Regions from separate parts of the Mus musculus genome. Here region 2 is linked to region 1. A link is a loop called in an ENCODE intact Hi-C map of the cell type or tissue named here. Cell type or tissue: left cerebral cortex. All regions are shown on one strand.

The links. Peaks named below come from ENCODE experiments on the same cell type or tissue, not always from the same donor. Only the 100,000 strongest peaks of a DNase experiment are listed, where the experiment ranks them.
Region 2: it touches region 1 in a loop (6-fold over the local background); 13 of 42 quality-filtered maps call a loop at or near these places.

Annotation. Positions count from the first base shown.
Region 1 is chr2:121,099,831-121,103,830 of GRCm38, forward strand. Tgm7 (transglutaminase 7) reads right to left here. Exons shown (of 13, transcript NM_001160424.1): 6 at 3,997-4,000; 7 at 1,129-1,267. Among named protein-coding and RNA genes, the nearest start is that of Tgm7, 15 kb to the right of the region's middle. In left cerebral cortex, a CTCF peak has its summit at 2,402 (motif pointing left); a DNase peak (open chromatin) is centred at 2,381.
Region 2 is chr2:120,975,612-120,979,611 of GRCm38, forward strand. It overlaps Tmem62 (transmembrane protein 62), which reads left to right and starts at 1,451. Exons shown (of 14, transcript NM_175285.3): 1 at 1,451-1,867; 2 at 2,088-2,199; 3 at 3,520-3,657. The coding sequence starts at 1,688. In left cerebral cortex, CTCF peaks have their summits at 910 (motif pointing right), 1,913 (motif pointing right) and 3,168 (motif pointing right); DNase peaks (open chromatin) are centred at 901, 1,572 and 2,050; H3K4me3 peaks cover 1,857 bases; H3K27ac peaks cover 1,328 bases.

The sequences.
Region 1 (4,000 bases):
CAGTTCTTTCCTTCTTCCTTGTAGGTTCTGGGTCTTTCGGCAAAAAGCATCTTTACCCACTGAGCAATCTTGCCAGCCATTAGATTTTTATAGATACATAAAAGTATACATGTATATATTATATACATACACACATATATGAAAATACAAGTGAAACTGTCTAGGGGAACAAAGGGGACAAGAGAAGGGGAAAAGGAGGAGGCCAGGGTCTGGGAGGAATGTGCTTAATATAATATAATATAATATAATATAATATAATATAATATAACTTGTTTAAAACACTCTTATGTATCTGTTGGGACTAGGCTCCACAACTCTGCATTTTGATTGGTTGTGGTTTTCTGTACTGGTCTCCACCTGTTGCAAAGAGAAGTTTCCTTGAAAAGATGTGAATACTACAATTATACAAGGAAATAAAATAAATAATTTTTAAAATGTCATTTTATAACATAGTACCAGGCAATAAAATAAAATACTTTACATGTAAATGAGTTTTTAACTATGATATATAAAATTGTATGCAAATGAATAAAAAGCTGGAGGCAGCAAAAGAGAAAACGGAATTTTAAAAAAGTAATTGCCAATTGTCATCAGAAACACTTCACCCAGCAAATGATGGAAACAGATGCAGAGACCCACAGCCAAACATTAGGCAGAGCTTGGGGATGGGGAGAGTGCGTCTCTGTTTCTCACACCTGGAAATTAATAGGAAAGAGAGCAGGAAAGCAGACCCAGGGTGGGGCAGGGAGGAAGAGAACAGAGATGCATAGATAAAGCTCCCTCTGCCCTAGCCCCACAGAGGAGCTAAGCAGAGAAATATAGACCAGTAAGTCCTGGCTCTGCCTCGTGAGGGTGTGGGAGACTGACTGCTAACAACCAAAGCCTCGGAAAGGCCAGTGACACACAGCTGTTCACATGTCCCAAGAGTGCAGGACGATATTCCAATGCCTAAGATGTCTGAACGAGTTTCCTTTGATGATCTAATTAGCCAGATCAGCCTCCTAGGCCAAGGAATTCTCTAAGCATCACCAAAAAGATATTACAGGACAGTCACACATCCAAGGCAAGCGAATCCGTTTCATCCCCTACCTGGGACAGTGCTGAGCTGTTGCAAACTAAACCTCTTACCAGATTTTGTCTGGCCTCTGAGCCGTCAGCATTTCTGCGGTTCGATCATAGTAGGTGTCGATGGTCAAGTTTCCATCTGTGTTGTGTGCAGAATGGAAATTGGAAACGACTCGGGTTGGAACACCTAAGCATCTCATTACTACAGAGAGGAAAGAGAAATGGCTGAGCTCATGTCAGGCAGAATTATGTTTCACGCACTGTTTCTCGCCTTCAAACTTGCAGCAACTGTTTTATTCCCAAAGGGTGGGACGAAGAGAAGTTCCTGCCCACCTGCCCAACTGCCTACCTACCCACATGCCCATCTGCTCACCTGCCCATCTACTCACCTACCCACCTGCTCACCTGCCCATCTGCCCACCTACCCACCTGCTCACCTGCCCACCTGTTTACCTGCCCACCTACCCACCTGCTCACCTGCCCATCTGCCCACCTACCCACCTGATCACCTGCCCACCTGCTCACCTGCCCACCTACCCACCTACCCACCTGCTCACCTGCCCACCTACCCACCTGCTCACCTGCCCACCTACCCACCTGCTCACCTGCCCACCTGTTTACCTGCCCACCTGCTCACCTGCCCACCTACCCACCTGCTCACCTGCCCACCTGCCCACCTACCCACCTGCTCACCTGCCCACCTGTTTACCTGCCCACCTACCCACCTGCCCACCTACCCACCTGCTCACCTGCCCACCTGCCGACCTGCCCACCTGCCCACCTGTTTACCTGCCTACCAGTGGCATCCATCCACAAAGTGGAAGAAATCATTTGTGAGCAACTTAAAACAATAATTAACTTCCCCTCCCCTGCTCTTTTTTTTTTTCTCAGCAGCTCTCCAAGTTAAAAGCAATGAGCCCAAAACACATGAGAATTTTAAAAGGAAAAAAAAAAAGTTGACCAGTTTCAAAAGAGAAACTGTGTGACCTGGGGTACGCGGCTTAACTTCTTTGGTTAGTCTCCTTGTAAATAAGAAAGTGAAGAGCTGAACTGCCTGGCTTTCAGTTCTGAAATTCTGAGTCTGTCATTCTACTTAAAAGAGTTGAAAGAAAGATGAAAATTAGAGGGCTGGGCATGTAGCTAAGTGGCAGAGTGCTGGCCCGCCACGTACAAGGTTCTGAGTTCGTTCCTCAGCACTGCATCCTATATAAATAGCTAAACAGTAAGAGAGTGGCTATGATAGAACATTTATTCTCTGTAGAAATACCGTGGGTGACAGCAGAGATAAAGAACTGCTTACCGTCTTTGATAAGCCAGCAGCTCCCTCTTGTGGCTCCTCAGGTACGTAAAGCTGTGATTGCTCATAGCAGACATTATCCCATGCTTACACACCTTCTAACTGCCTACAACCAGGCAAGCTTCTCCCATGCTTACACACCTACTAGCTGCCTACAACCACGTGTAGTCAAGAGCCGAGCATGTCTTGGGACTAGGTCCTCACCCCTGTCAGTATGGTAAGTTCAGAAGACGTCTGTTCTACCCACTCTTCCTAGGAGGACAGACAGTGTCTAATGGGGATGCTGAGAAGGTCACAATGTTGTTTTGGTTTGTTTGTTTGCTTGCTTGATTTTTAAGTAAAAGGAATAAGAATAAGAATCTTTATGTCTCCAAGCACTGAAAAGCCCCCATCAGAACCACCTGTCACAGTTGGGTGACTTCTCCAGCACTGCGCCTGGACTTTCCACATACCTGCAGGGTAAACAGACTCAAACCTGGCCTGCAGGTAGCCAAAGGCAGATTAATGGCTCTCTCTATTCAACATCCCCGACACTCTGTGTGTGGCCTGTGAGGACAGAAGGACTTGGAGAGGGGCCTAAGTGATAGGTCTAGTCCTTTTCCTGCTCTTCCTAGGATCAGAAGGTCCAGGGTGAATGTCGCAACGACCACCTGGCTACAACTGGGGACTTTCCAGGCCAAGGCAGAATGGGGGCTACAGGAGGCCAGAGTAGCCACAGCCTCACCTCACGAGTAAGCTGATAAGATCTCCTGATGTCTACTCAGATTTATATCTCTGCATCTGAGGCCCCAGAACCTAACTGTAAGACTATGCTTCCCCTCAGAGAGTCAGCCATAAACAGCAGCCTGTTCTCATCCCATGTCCCACCCCCTTCTCTTAGGGAGTCTCAGCAAACACCTAGCATAGGGTGTGAGCAGATAGCCCCATGGAAGCTCTGCTTTGCATGAGGGAGACAGGTACTCTAGGCTCTCCATCTTTCCAGATACTTGGGCCAAGAATTTGGCACTGCATTCTAAACAGTTGAGAATGCACTCAGCTGAGTAAAGTGCCCCTGATCCTCAAAAGGTAGTTAGCAAGGCAGCAAAGCTCTAACTATAAGTCAAGTCTCTTGGGGAGGTCTATGTGTGTGGTCAGGCAATCTGGGATATACCTACTCGAAGCTCCATCTTCCACCTGTTGGCCCACTGCAGACTCATCTTGAGCTGAGCAGGTGGTAGGAAGAAGGGTTCTGCCTTTGTAGGGACTGCAAGTTGTTCTATCCAAATGGCCACCATTTTGTCTGTCTGTCTATCTCTTCAGGCAAGATCTCATCTAGTGTAGGTTAGCCTAACTCCCTATGTAACCAAGGAAGCTCCTAATCCAACTGATCCCACCTCTCAAATGCTAGGATTAGAAGCATGCTCCACCATGCTCAGGTATCCACTGTTAATAGTCTTCATCAAAGAGAAGATAAAATGATTGCAAAGACTGGTTGGTATGCAGGTAATGAACTCAGCTACACACTGCACCTTAGCCATGGACCATTGGTGAACTCTAGACCTTTCATGAGCTGCAATGGACTCTGAGAGTAGGTATTATCATGACCTGGTCTGAAGGGGAAATCAGGAAGAATCAATGGGTGAGACTTCACTCACCCGT
Region 2 (4,000 bases), 120 kb before region 1:
AGTTATTGTATGATATTCTGTTGTGTGTGTCATTTTAAAGATTTTTAAAATTTTGTTTTATTTGAGACAGAATCTCATTATGTAGCCTTGACTGGCCTCTAACTCAGAGATCATCCTGTCTCTGTCTCCATGTGCTGAATTAAAGGCTTGAGCCACTAAGCTTGGCTTATTTTAAAGGTTTGTATTGTGAATTGTTTCTAGTATCTTTATTTTCCTTTTACAGTTAAATTTTTTTAACATTTTATTTTTAAGGGCTGAAGAAGTGCCTCAGTGGTTAAGAGTACTTGTGGCTCTTACAGAGGATTGAGATTCCGCTCTCAGCACTTACATAGTCCTTCACAACAGTCTGCAACTCCAGTGCGAAGGGATTCAGTGCCCTCTTCTGTCCTCCATGGGCAATTCACACACATGGTACACAGACATACATGCAGGCAAGATACTCATACCCATATGATAACAATAAAGATTCTAAAAAATATTTTGTAGGGGCTGGAGAGATGGCTCAGCAGTTAAGAGCCCTGACTGCCCTTCCAGAGATCCTGAGTTCAATTCCCATAACCACATGGTGGCTCACAACCATCTGTAATGGGATCGGATGCCCTCTTCTGGTGAGTCTGAAGAGGGTGACTGTGTACTCACATACATAAAATCAACATGTAAATCTTTTTAAAAATTGTAATTAATTTTTTGGGGGGATAGGGTCTCTCTACATAGTCCCAGCTGTCCTGAAACTCATTATGTAGACCAAGCTGGCCTCGAACTCACAGAAATCTTCCTGCGTTTGTTTCCCAAATGCTGGCATTAAAAGTGTGTGCCATCACACCCACCTAAAAATATTTTATTTTTGTACTAATTATATGTGTGTCTGAAAGTGGGTTTATGCAACCCAGTGCATTCTCTATAGAGAACAGAAGGGGGCGTTGTATTCCCTGGCGCTTGTGGTCAGAAGCCTTCTAATGTAGGTGCTGGGAACCACACTGGAAATGCTCCCTTATGTTTTCTGTTTGCATCAATGGCTTATTACAGTCCAGAGATGTTGAACTGATTGAAAAATTACAACACTGACAATATATCCCAAGGAAATATTGTTTAAAGCACGATTTGTATAAAAATGTTTATTCTTAATAGCAACACATATTAAAGAGTTGAAAGCCAACAATAAAGAAGTAGGTTTGATAAATTAAGGCCACGACTAGACTCTAATTCTGCTTCAGGCAATAGAAAAAGTTAATTTACAAGTATACTACAGTGCCACAATACCATAACAAGTACATATAAAATCAGATTAAGGAAAAAGATAATTTCCACAAGATAAGGAATCCTGTGGGGTTATGTTATTCGTGAAGGAGCCAGAGTGAGCCGCCCGTCGCATTTGTACTTTAAGAGGCGTCCTGATACTCACTTTGATTCTCACAAGCACCCCGCACGCACGCAAGGTGTCATTAACTTCGCTTTACAGGTGCTGAGGTCGCACCACGGTCAGGGATGCCAGACCCTGGTGGAGCCAGGTGGCGAGCTGCCTCCCTGCCACCCCCTCGCTTGGCTCTTCCTGGTCCTCACTAGGTTGTCAAACGCCGGGCAACCGGGCTGCCGCGGCGCGGAGGCCTGGGCTGAGGCGAGTTGCGGAGGCGGCGGGAGGCCACAGAGGCCGGAAGTGCGGGCCGGAGCGCTCCGGGGCTGCGCCGAGATGGCGAGAATGCTGGCGGTCCGGGTGGTGGCAGGGCTGGCGGCGGCCGCGGTGGCCGCCCTGCTGTTGGAGCACTACGGCCTGGCTGGGCCGACTACGCCGCTGCCGAAGCCCAGAGGCTCCCAGAGGCCGCACCCCGCCCCGGGCTCGGAAGCCAACAACATCTTCTGGGGGCTGCAGGTGAAGTGGCGGGAGGCCAGGGGAGGGCACAGCGCGGGGCGGGCTCGCCCAGCAGGGGGCCTCGGTCGCAGTCCGCCGGGAGGCTCGGCTCTCCTTCCCCGGGGTTCGTTAGGGCATCTTTTTCTTTCCCTTCCGCTCCCCGAGAGCTGACGGGCCACCCGTGTCGGTGCGGCTCTTCCTGACTCAGATAACGTGTCTGTCCAATGCCTGCTTTTGACAGATATCCGACATTCACCTGAGCAGATTTCAAGATCCAGGCAGAGCGCTGGCCTTAGAGAAGTTCTGTTCGGAAACTATTGACATCATTCAACCGGCTCTTGTCCTGGCCACTGGTAGGAAGGATTCCTGTGCTGTGTGCGGTGCGGTGGTGGTGTTCTATGGTCCTGATGGTAGAATGGGCAGCAGCTATTCGCTTGAGGGTGTTGGCAACTCTGGCCCTAGACCGTCAGTGAGCCCTTTGAAGTGGTGGATAATGGAGTCAGGATCCAGGCTAAATGCTTTGCCATCTCAAGGTTTTTCTCAGTAGGAATAAGGCTTGTGATGCTTACGACCAGATGTTGTCTGCCATATTTGTGTTGTGTGTGTGTGTGTTTATGTGTGGGTGTGTGCGCACGTGCGCGTGTATTGATGGTGATGATGTCCTGATGAATTTGAATATTAGGGGGTGCCCTATAACCGGGAATCAAAAGCTCTCCTTTGCTGACTTATATTTTTCTGTACAAGGAGGTTATGTTTTCAGTTGTTTGAGGACTCTTCAAACCTGTGCACGTGTGAGCCCAAAGGTTGGGTAGGAAAAGCTCCAAAGAGTTGTGTTCTGTGTTCTGTTTTTTGGGTGGCTCGGCTGTCACTCACCCTTCTGAAACATGTCTCTTACTAAGATGAAGTATCTGTCCTCAGATAATGAATAAGTCCCTGCTTCAGGTGTTCTGTTTACTTCCTAGAAACTTTAGCATTTCATTGGTCAAACTAGATTGTTTTTTGCTCTGAAATAATGCTTGGTCACAGCATAAATCCTGGTTTAGGGGTTGGAAAACAACTGTTGCAATAGGTAATAGGCACTTGCTACAATGTTGCAACATCACACAAAGGAGTTTCATTGAATTTTGTACTGTGTCTCTTTTCTCTCTCTCCCTCTCCCTCTCTCCCTCTCTCTCTCTCTCTCTCTCTCTCTCTCTCTCTCTCTCTCTCTCTCTCTCTCTCTCTCTCTCTCTCTCTCTCTCTCTCTCTCTCTCTCTCTCTCTCTCCTTATTATGTATATCATGTTCTGCCTGCATGCCAGAAGAGGGCACTAGATCTCATTATAAATTGTTGTGAGTCATTATGTGGTTATAGGGAATTGAACTCAGGACCTCAGGAAGAGCAGCCATCTCTCTAGGCCATTGTAGTGGGCTCTTTAAGTCATTCCCCTCCCCCCACAACTCACTCCTAATATCGCTATAGACTACACAAACACTTGTTAACCTATAATAACAATACCCTTGCTGAGATAATCTTGTTAGTTTAAATGGCTTAAATGGTTTGCTTTGGACATATGTGGACTCAATTGATTTTTGTATTCGTGCTGAATAGTTTACAAATTTGTGTTGAACATGCTTGTTTGAGTCCCCTGGAGTTTATTTTACATTTCAAGTCCATTCTGTGTAAACCCACAGGAGACCTGACAGATGCCAAAACAAAGGAACACTTGGGATCCAGACAACATGAAGTAGAATGGCAAACTTACCAGAGAATTCTGAAAAAGACAAGAGTCATGGAAAAAACCAAGTGGCTGGATATCAAAGGAAATCATGGTAAATCTGCCAAGAGCAGAATAGAATATAGCTTCCTTCAAAAATATAGATTTTTCTAGTTTAGATTATAGAGTTATAAAATGGAAAATTGTAACATAAATTTGGACATAGTGAAGGCCAAATCTCTTATGTGCAGCTATAAAATACGATATTAAGACATCAGAGACAGGTAGAGCTCTGTGAGTTTGGGGCCAGACTAGTTCCAGGTCAGCTAGGCTGCATAGCAAAGCCCCTGTCTCAAAAAACAAAACAAAACAAAAAAAAAAAAAAAACAAAAAACAAAGAACATTGAGATGGAGATGTCATTGTTGGCCTTTCCAGTGAAAGTTGATATAGTGTTTTC